Linked DNA regions of Homo sapiens: region 1 is linked to region 2. Evidence: read pairs that join two places in POLR2A ChIA-PET (ENCODE). Cell type or tissue: PC-3. All regions are shown on one strand. Links, peaks and the distances in the headings refer to the core of each region. The heading gives the core; the rest is flanking DNA.

Evidence for each region. Peaks named below come from ENCODE experiments on the same cell type or tissue, not always from the same donor. Only the 100,000 strongest peaks of a DNase experiment are listed, where the experiment ranks them.
Region 1: POLR2A ChIA-PET joins it to region 2 with 15 read pairs; 7 of 35 experiments call an interaction of 5 or more read pairs at or near these places.

Annotation. Positions count from the first base shown.
Region 1 is chr6:42,221,799-42,227,172 of GRCh38, forward strand. It overlaps TRERF1 (transcriptional regulating factor 1), which reads right to left. Exons shown (of 18, transcript NM_001395490.1): 18 at 3,133-5,374. It overlaps LOC105375061 (a long non-coding RNA gene), which reads left to right and starts at 2,941. Exons shown (of 4, transcript XR_001744122.2): 1 at 2,941-3,061. RefSeq lists an enhancer at 2,709-2,788. In PC-3, for the core only: no CTCF peak of the experiment used is centred there; DNase peaks (open chromatin) are centred at 883, 2,873, 4,653 and 5,193; H3K4me3 peaks cover 2,466 bases; H3K27ac peaks cover 5,000 bases.
Region 2 is chr6:42,116,337-42,121,710 of GRCh38, forward strand. All of the region lies in intron 2 of C6orf132 (chromosome 6 open reading frame 132), which reads right to left. Among named protein-coding and RNA genes, the nearest start is that of C6orf132, 24 kb to the right of the region's middle. In PC-3, for the core only: no CTCF peak of the experiment used is centred there; a DNase peak (open chromatin) is centred at 2,395; H3K27ac peaks cover 3,535 bases.

The DNA of each region.
Region 1 (5,374 bases), core at 242-5,241, 110 kb after region 2:
AAGGGGCAACATCAGGTTTTGCCCAGAGTAGGGCTGTGAACAGTGCTCTTTGGCATGAGGTGTGGGCAGGGACAGCGTTCTGAAGCTTGGCCTATCCGTTAAGGGTCTCTTTCCTACAGCCTAAACTTCCAGACACCCAACCTCATGTAGAGGAGCAGGAGTCCAATGATTCTAGATAGTTGATGCAAGTAAACCTTGCTTTATGTCCAGAAAAAATAAACATAGATACATCAAATATTTTACAGTTAATCATATTTTGATTGTGCCAGTTGTTCTGTTTTTAAAGACAGTCCTTTCCAAAAGATCCTCTCGTACATAAAGGAAGTAATCAGCTCTTTGGCTCCTTTTTTTATATTTATTTTTATTATTATTGTTTTTTTGAGACACAGTTTCACTCCTGTTGCCCAGGCTGGAGTGCAATGGCTTGATCTCGGTTCACTGCAACCTCTGCCTCTTGGGTCCAAGGGATTCTCCTGCCTCAGCCTCCCGAGTAGCTGGGATTACAGGCATGCGCCATTATGCCTGGCTAATTTTTGTATTTTTAGTAGAGACAGGGTTTCTCCATGTTGGTCAGGCTGGTCTCAAACTCCTGACCTCAGGTGATCTACCCGCCGCGGCCTCCCGAAGTGCTGGGATTACAGGAGTGAGCCATCACGACTGGCCCTTTGGCTCCTTTACACAGGGATATCTACAATTCAAAGATCACTTATGGTTCTCTTAGGAATATATTATTCAATTTCTTAAAATGTCTTCCTAATTATGCTTTGCTGTGTCAACATGAACTCTCATCCACATTCCTAGAGCACATCTCAGCTCGCTGGCGGTGGCTGAGGATGGTAGATAGGGAGTAAATGGAATTCAGGATTTACACACACATTCTCTCTCTGCCAAATGCACACATGGATGAGCGTACCTGGAGGACTGGCGAGTTAACTCATTGAACAAATAGTTGCTGAGCACCCGCTATAAATTGCTGTGTACATGTGGGTGATGGTGAGAGGATTCCGAATATTGATAGGTCTCTTCTCAATCCTGGAATTGAATCTGTTCCAAGGCCCCCATATGTCTTTCTAGGTATTAAATTCCTTGGCAGGAAGGAATCATGTACAGCCATCTTTATACACTCTCCTCCCCCTGTATAATACAGTATGGAATAATGGTGGCTCATGAGGATCGACTGACTGAATAAAAGTAGAAAAAAATCTTCCAATTAGGCCTCCAGAAGTAGACTTTAAATTTACAGCACTGGCTAAGGCACACAGTTTCTAGAGGAATAGCTATTTTATTTGGTATAGGTTGTCTAAAGTAAACAGCTAAAATTAAAGTCAAAAACCAAAAAAGGCCAGGCGCAGTGGCTCACACCTGTAATCTCAGCACTTTGGGAGGCCAAGGTGGGTGGATCATGAGGTCAGGAGATCCAGGCCATCCTGGCTAACACGGTGAAACCCATCTCTACTAAAAAAAAAAAAAAAAAAAAAAAAAAATTAACCAGGCGTGGTGGTCTGTAGTCCCAGCTACTCGGGAGGCTGAGGCAGGAGAATCCCTTGAACTCGGGAGGTGGAGGTTGCAGTGAGCCCAAATCGCGCCACTGCACTCCAGCCTGAGCGACAGTGAGACTCCGTCTCAAAAACAAAAAAAATCCAAAAGAGGCCAGGTGCAGTGGCTCATGTCTATAATCCTAGCACTTCAGGAGGCCAAGGCAGAAGGATTGCTTGAGGCCAGGAGATCAACATCAGCCTGGCCAACATAGTGAGACCCTGTCTCTATTAGTTTAAAAACAACAACAACCCCCCTTCCCCACCCCCCCCACCCTCCAAAAGAATCTAGATCAAGGTCTTGAATAGGCATTCCCCACTTAAAGCAAATTTATTTTTGTAAAATTCTGTAAACTTCTGTATGAAATCCAGAATTTGAAAGTTCTTCTATAGTTTTCTGTTGACCATGAAAAGTAAACATACATCACGCCTGTAATCCCAGCACTTTGGGAGGCCGAGGCGGGTGGATCATGAGGTCAGGAGATCGAGACCATCCTGGCTAACAAGGTGAAATCCCGTCCCTACTAAAAATACAAAAAATTAGCCAGGGTGTGGTGGCGGGCGCCTGTAGTCCCAGCTACTCGGGAGGCTGAGGCAGGAGAATGGCATCAACCCGGGAGGCAGAGCTTGCAGTGAGCTGAGATCACACCACTGCACTCCAGCCTGGGTGACAGAGGGAGACTCTGTCTCAAAAAAAAAAAAAAAAAAAAGTAAACATACAGCCAGGTGCAGTGGCTCACACCTGTAATCCCAGCACTTTGGAAGGCCGAGGCGGGCCTCAGACGGATCTCTTGAGGCCAGGGGTTCGAGACCAGCCTGGCTAACATGGCGAAACCTCGCCTCTAATAAAATACAAAAATTAGCCAGGTGTGGTGGTGCATGACCTGTATAGTCCCAGCTACTTGGGAGGCTGACCCGTGAGAATTGCTTGAACCCAGGAGTGGAGGCTTCAGTGAGCTGAGATCATGCCACTGCACTCCAGGCTGGGGAACAAAGCAAGGCTCTGTCTCAAAAAAAAAAAAGTAAACATACTTACTCAAATTTGAAAATGCAGGTTTAAAATGCAAATAAATCGGGGTGGACTTAGAGGAGCTGACCCGTGAGAATTGCTTGAACCCAGGAGTGGAGGCTTCAGTGAGCCAAGATCGTGCCACTGCACTCCAGGCTGGGGAACAAAGCAAGACTGTCAAAAAAAAAAAAGTAAACTTACTTACTCAAATTTGGAAATTCAGATTTAAAATGCAAATAAATCGGGGTGGACTTAAGACTTTGTGGAGGATTTAGTGTAAGACACCTGTATGTCACAGTGTGCTCCCTTGAATCACAGTTTGAGTCATAAGGTTTATGACTCAGTTTGAGTTTATGACACAGTTTGAGTCATAAGGTTTACGAACCCAAGTGGTTCATCCACTGCTTGAATAGCAGAAATGTATGTCCTGGTCTTCGGAGTCGGGGGACACTTTAATAATGATCATTAAATTTGATCAGCCGACTTAAACTTGTTGTCTACGGAAACCAATTAACAGGTAAACTAGCATTTATCCAGCATTGAGAAGTCATAGCAATGGCTAGAAAGAAGAAATATTTAAGCCAAACGAAACGCAAAAGATTAATATTTTATTTTCAGAGCAGCTGATGCAATATTGAATCAGGTTTTCACAAATAAATATGACAGTGTCTGTTTGGTTACATCTCCATTTGATGAATGCCCATCTATAGGAACTGTAATAACTTTCTGAGAGGCTAATGATTAGAATGTGTTAAATAAAATTTCCCTGGTTCCCTTTTTGAAGAAGCATTGTGATAATTAAGAAAAAAAAAAAGCTTATCACTTGGAGGGGAAACAACCTAGAATGCCCCAGTTTCCTTTTTTTTTCTTTTTTTTTTTTTTAAGGAATGCACCTTTTTAGGACAAGTCTATAAAACATCTTTATTTATTTGTTACATATGATGTTTAAATATAACTTTGCTTTCAAGCTTCAAACTTTTTTTAAACCCCTGGTAAAATAAGACTTTTGGTTCACCTTAACAAAAACTGACCTAGGAAGAAACATTTTTAGCAAAATGTTATTATAAAATTCACTAGAAAATACGGTCCTCTTGTTGCCAAAATGTTACATAAAATCCTTATTAAAAATACACACGTTACAAAAGAAAAATTATGAATATGCTATACATAGTGCTTTAATATGGACCAAGGGACTTGCATTCCGGGAAAATACAGTTAAGCACACTAGATATTATGATGTCAACTTATAATAGTGCAAACCTGAATAAATTACATCCTGATATGGAAGGCATGCAATTCATCTGCTGAGAATAGAACATAACGAAGCCAGAACAGGAAGCAATCACAACCACTATTTAAAAATGTTTTCCTTTTTATTACATTAATTTTTTTCAAAAATACTTTTCTTTACAATAGAACTCCTAGAAAATATTTACAACCTTCCTCTAATAAAATATAACAGCAGTTAAATATATTTGAAAATAAGATGGGTTTTTCCATAAAATATATCTGTTAACTTTTTATATACAAGCTTTCTCAAAGAGGTCTAAATTCACTAATGAAAAACCATCTGATAGTAAACAGTAACCGAGTTGAGACATTAACCATTAGGAAGAAAAGATCTTTGGGGTGGGGTAAGGGGAGAAGCTAAAACACAACACATACATGCAGGCAGAATTATTTCAGAAAAAAAAATAAGTGCAACATTGTACTAGGAAGTCCATTCTTTAAGTTGATAGTCAAGAAATACTAATTCAGGAATTTGAACTGTCTCGTTAAGGAGGAGTTCTTTGGTTGTTTCAAGTCAAAAATCCTTATGCTATACTGCATGGAAAATTATAAGTAAGCTGTGCATTCTATTTTTGCCATGGCAACTGAGTTTATTTTTTAATGTTTAAAACTGGAACAGCTGGGCAAATCTCTAAACAGAGGCAATACATTTGCTTTATAAACACTTTTCTGGATGTTTGCTCCTTTGATAGATAAGCTTCCATAGACCCAATAGCAGCACCCTTCTAGGCTTACCCTCAGACACTAAGTGGAGGGCAGTAGTCCCTGGGAGAGACGATCAGCCAAGGATATGACAGCTGTAATGGTTCGGCCACAAAGTTGATGCACACTGCCCAGGCAGTTCCTGACTCACAACTGCTTGGATAAAACAGGATAGCATAACCTTTCTGAAATGGCAGCAAATGAAACTTTTTTCCCCCTCTAAACAAAAGATGTAGGAAAACGCCAAGACCTCTTTGAAAATAGAATGATGGAAAAGAATTTTATTTTTTTTTCTGTCCATGGCTTTCCTGAAGTTCAGAGACCACTGTCTGTGTGGGGCTGCTGTGGCTCACAGCCAGTTCCCCCCCATGAGTGTGTGCTAAATGCTTTTGCAGAGTCAAAGACGTCAGGTCCTACTCTCATGCTTCTGCTGATATTCTCTCTCATGTCAAGCTATGAATGTTGTCAGCAAAGTGGCCCAGCGTGATAGGCACACCTACGTGGAGCTGGGAACCAGCATACCTGGGGTGGGCGATGCCTGAAAACACCGGCCCAGGAAATCACGCTGCATTAACTCCAAAAGGGGAGTTGCATGAAGCAGGATCCTCTCTGTACTGGCGCTGTGTCCCAGCCTGACTTTTGCCCTAACGGTGGGATGGGTCAGTCTGACTCAGCTCAGAAGCCTGGGGCTAAATGGCATTTTTGAAGGATTACAGGTTTATTACCTTCAAGTACAAACAGCAACCCTGCTGACAGGGACAGGAGGAAGCAGAGCAAAGTCATGGAGGTTGGAGAAGTCTAGAAGTGCTTTGGTAAGTGACTTGTGATGAATACATTC
Region 2 (5,374 bases), core at 193-5,192:
GAGATTCAGTGACATGCCCAAGGTCCCACAGCGAGTTATGGATCACTGTCTTTTCGGGCACCTTGCAAACCCAGCTGGTCATCCAGTTCTGCCCATCACTTCCTGAATCCTTCCTTCCTGCTGCCCCTCCACCTCAGCCCTTCCTCAGTCCTCACCATCCCTCACCCAGATGAACAGACTCCCTTTGATGCCAGATACTTTCCCAGTCTCCGCCTCACTCCATTCTCCAAAGCTGCCACGGGGATATTCTTTCCCAAAAGTATCTCAGAGCAGCTTACTTTCTGGCTCAGAATCCTTCCATTGGTCCAGAGGAAGAAATTCAAACACCTTCACATGGCCTGTGAGAACTTTCATAAGTTGGACCTCTGCAGCTCCTACCATCTTCTCCCCACCTACTCCACAAACCCTGGGCTCCCACTGGTGGTTCTTGTCTTTTTCCTATCCCACTGTAGCTGGGGGAACCTGACCGACTCATGAACAAGTGTGCTCCCTGCAGCAGGGGTCCTCAGTGGGGCACAAAAACCACCTGTTGGAGGAATTGTGCAGAGGTTTCAGAGGTCCCAGGGGCAGATGGGTAGCTTGAAAAGCCCTCTAGATGATCCAGCTACATCTGCCTCTCCCAACCCCCGAAAGTCACTGCTCCCACTTGCGATCCATTTCCACACCTCAAGCTTCCGCAGCCTTGTTCTTGTTCTTACTCTGCCTAGGATTCTCTTCTTTTCCTGGCAAACTCCTAGGTATCCTTTAAGCCCCAGATTAAATGCCCTTCCTCTGTGAAGTCCTTCTTGGCAACCCCAGCCAGAGTTAATTCTCCTCCCTGTGTGATCCTCAGGCTCTGTGTGCATTATTATTGCAGCTGACATTTATTAGGCATCTACTAGGTGCAAGGCACTGTTCTGAGTACTTCACATATAGCAACCCAGTCTTACTGTTAGTTTTCACAGTAACCCTAAGAGACAAGTTATTATTTTTATTTTATAGATGAGAAAACTGAAGCACAGAGGGCTAAGTACATTGCCCAAGGTCACACAGCTAGTAAGTGCCAGGGCCAATATTGGGACCTGACAGCCTGCTTCCTTTGCCAGTACAGTGTTTGCTCTCATACTTTCCCTCTAACACAACTCTATGTCTATAGACATAGAGTTGATGACTGTAGTCCCTGCTGCCCAGCCCAGTCTACTTGAGGGCTCGGTGATGGCTGCTTCTTTGTATGTGCCTGACACAGACCGGGCAGTTAAACAAATGTTTGTTGAATGAATATGTTCCTGGATGAGTGAGAGTGGCAGAAAGAATATGGGACAAGTGCCGGGCATGGTGGCTCACGCCTGTAATCCCAGCACTTTGGGAGCCCAAGGTAGGTGGATCATCTGAGGTCAAGAGTTCGAGACCAGCCTGACCAACATGGTGAAACCCCATCTCTACTAACAATACAAAAAAATTAGCCAGGTGTAGTGGTGGGCACCTGTAATCCCAGCTACTTGGGAGGCTGAGGCAGGAGAATCACTTGAACCCAGGAGGTGGAGATTGCAGTGAGCCAAGATTGTGCCACTGCACTCCAGCCTGAGTGACAGAGCAAAACCCTGTCACAAAAAAAAAAAAAAAAAAAAAAAAAAAGAATATGGGACAAAGAGGCAGAAAACCTGTGTTATGGCTCTAGCTCTGCTACCAATTAACTTGGAGCAAAGTAACTTCTCACTCTGGTCTCAGTTTTCTGCCCCTTCTGTAAATACTCTCCAAGGATCACTTTGACTACAGCGTTCTGTCAGTCCATAAAGTGTCCCTTCTGTGAGTCAGCTCACCTGCGTCGTGTGGGCAGTGACCTGGACACTCAGGGTCACCCCTCGATGACAGGGTGTTGGGACAGACAACTGTATTGCCTCGAGGTTGTCCTCTGACTCCAGAGATGCCAAAGGGGCAGCAGGGTAGAGGCAGGAGTAGGTGGGAGGGAGAGTTCTCAAAGTTCTTTTCCAGGAGCCCCAGACCAGGCAGGCAGGGCTGGGCTTGAGGTCACTGTTGGCCTCAGACACAGGGCTCTGACTGCTGCAGTCAGCTGGGGAGCCTGCTGTGTCCCAACCTTACACTGCTCCACCCTTGGCATCAGGAAAATGACAGACTTAGGAGCCCAGGGTGCTGCCAGCAGGGGTTGCCATGTGCCTCAAACATTCTCAGGGGAGTGGAGTGCATGGCCCTCCGAGTGTGGCAGCCCACATCGAAAGGGGCAGACCAACCTGTGTACAGTGAAGCAAAGAACATGCAAAAGAGCATCTGAGCGTGCTCCTGGTGGGCCTGGCTGCAGCACCTCCCTCTTTGGGCCAGCCTGGGCAGCCGGCCACAGCCACTCCCTGCACTGTGGCTGCCTGGGGCAGAGTCCAGCCCTGGCTCTACCAGCTTGGGAACTCCACGAAACTGGGCCTCAGCACTTCCTCGTCCTCACACCCAGACAACACCCAGAAGCTAAGACCATCGGTCACTTCACTTACTTCACAGAGGTGTACAAGCCAGCAACTCAGTTCAGTTGAAGCAGCCCTTTAATTTTTTTTTTTTTTTTTTTTTTTTAGAGATAGGATCTCACTGTCACCCAAGCTGCAATGCAGTGGCAAGATCATAGCTCACCGCAGCCTCAAATTCCTGAGCTCCTGTAATCCCAGCACTTTGGGAGGCCAAGGCAGGTGGATCTTAGGTCAGGAGTTTGAGACCAGCCTGGCCAACATGGTGAAACCCTGTCTCTACAAAAAAAAAAAAAAAAAAGAAAAAAAAAATAGGCAGGTGTGGGGCAGGCGCCTGTAATCCCAACTACTCGGGAGGCTGAGGCAGGAGAATCGCTATCACTTGAACCCAGGGGGCAGAAGTTGCAGTGAGCTGAGATTGCGCCACGTCACTCCAGCCTGGGCACAAGAGCAAGACTCTGTCTCAAAAAAAAAAAAAAAAAAAAAAAAAAAGGGAGAATTCCTGGCCTCCCAAAGTTTGGTACTACAGGTGCAAGCCACCATGCCCAGCTTTCCAGCTTTTTTTTTTTTTTTTTTTTTGAGACAGAGTCTCACTCTGTTGCCCCGGCTGGAGTTCAGTGGTGCAATTTCGGCTCACTGCAAACTCTGCCTCCCAGGTTCAAGCAATTCTTCTGCCTCAGCCTCCCAAGTAGCTGGGACCACAGGCGCGTACCACCACACCTGGCTCATTTTTTTGTATTTTAAATACAGATGGGTTTTTGCTATGTTGGCTAGGCTGCTCTCGAACTCCTGGCCTCCAGTGATCCACCCACCTCGGCCTCCCAAAGTGCTGAGATTACAGGCGTGAGCCACTGCACCCAGCCTGTCCAGCTTGTTTTTATATTTTTTGTGGGACAGGGTCTTGCTATGTTGGCCAGGCTGGTCTCGAACTCCAAGGCTCAAGTGATCCTCCTCTGCTTCCCAAAGTGCTGGGATTACAGATGTGAGCCACCTCACCTGGCCAAAGCAGCCCTTTAAAAACCATCACAGTGGCCAGGGGCGGGTGCTCATGCCTGTAATCCCAGCACTTTGGGAGGCCGAGGTGGGCTGATCACCTGAGGTTAGGAGTTCAAGACCAACCTGACCAACATGGAGAAACTTGTCTCTACTAAAAATACAAAATTAGCAGGGCATGGTGGCACATGCCTGTAATCCTAGCTACTCAGGAGGCTGAGGCAGGAGAATCGCTTGAACCCGGGAGGCAGAGGTTGCGGTAAGCCAAGATCATGCCATTGCACCCCAGCCTGGGCAACAAGAGCGAAACTCCACCTCGAAAACAAAAACAAAAACAAAAAAAACCCATCATCACAGCCTAGTATATTGGAAAGTTCCCAGCAATGATTAGGGAGGAAGCATGGGTGGAGGAAACTACCATTCCAAGAATATTTATATGTATTTCCTTCCTTGTCTTTATTGCGAGGTTCTTTTTTTTTTTTTTTCTTGAGACGGAGTCTTGCTCTGTTGCCCAGGCTGGAGTGCAGTGGCGCGATCTCGGCTCACTGCAAGCTCCGCCTCCCGGGTTCATGCCATTCTCCTGTCTCAGCCTCCCAAGTAGCTGGGACTACAGGCACCCACCACCACGTCCAGTTAATTTTTTGTATTTTTAGTAGAGACGGGGTTTCACCGTGTTAGCCAGGATGGTCTCGATCTCCTGACCTCATGATCCGCCCGCCTAGGCCTCCCAAAGTGCTGGGATTACAGGCTTGAGCCACCGTGCCCGGCCTGAGGTTCTTAACAATGAACTTTTGTTTCCTTTATAATTAAAAAAAAAATACCCAATACAATAATAGTGTGTTTTTTGGGGTTTTTTGTTTTTGTTTTTTGAGACGGAGTCTCGCTCTGTCACCCAGGCTGGAGTGCACGATCTTGGCTCACTGCAACCTCCACCTCCCAGGTTCAAGCGATTCTGCGGCCTCAGACACCTGAATACTTAGGACTACAGGTGCATGCCACCATGCCCGGCTAATTTTTTGTATGTTTAGTAGAGACGGGGTTTCATCATATTGGCCAGGCTGATCTCAAACTCCTGACCTTGTGATCCTCCCACCTCGGGCTCCCAAAGTGTTGGGATTACAGGCATGAGCCACCGCGCCTGGCCTAGTTTTCTTTTTAATTATTGTGATTGAGTGGAAAAAACATCAACTTAGGAGTCAGGCAGACCAGATTTGCAATCTTAACTGACTTATCTAAAAGGAGTCAGAGATAGTAGCTGACATATAGATGGTGCTCAAGAAGTGTGTCCCTTTCTTGCCTTCTGAGGCTCAGCTTTCTCATCTGTAAAATGGGAATAATCCCACCTCCCTTAGGTTTGCTGTGATACCAGAGGCCACTGCACACCTTAAGAGGTCCTGCAGAGTAGTGCTCAAGAAAGTTTATTTCCCCTGGATTCTAATCAAGGACTTGGGCCACTGCTCCGGGCACAGCCTTCAGGGTGTGTCTCTCTGGTTGCATCTGAGGAAATGGGTTCTTCCCCATGGTCAGGGACAGGTCACCAGGAATCCCCTATTGCCCTATTGACTGCTAACATTTCAGAGTTGAGAAGGAGGAAGAAAGGGAGGGAAGAAGGCAGGGAAGAAAACACTCGCTATTCAAGGATGAGGCTAGTTTCCCTTTGCAGTTTTGTGGGGGCTGGGGCCCACTGCTCACCTGTTGCACCCCTGAGAGTTCAGGAGGGCAGGGCTTACCCACTGATGGCCCCAGTCCACCCCACTGGCCTCCTCATGCCTGGGACACACACATCCTCATGCCTGGGATTCCTCAGAGCTCAGCCAAGTCTCAAGGGTGGGTCACCAGGGGCTGGGCCAGTGGGCAATGCATGGTTGACCCTGGGTAGCAGCCAGCTCGGAGTCTTAGCTACGCATCGTGGAATGCAAACTTCCTCACCAGAC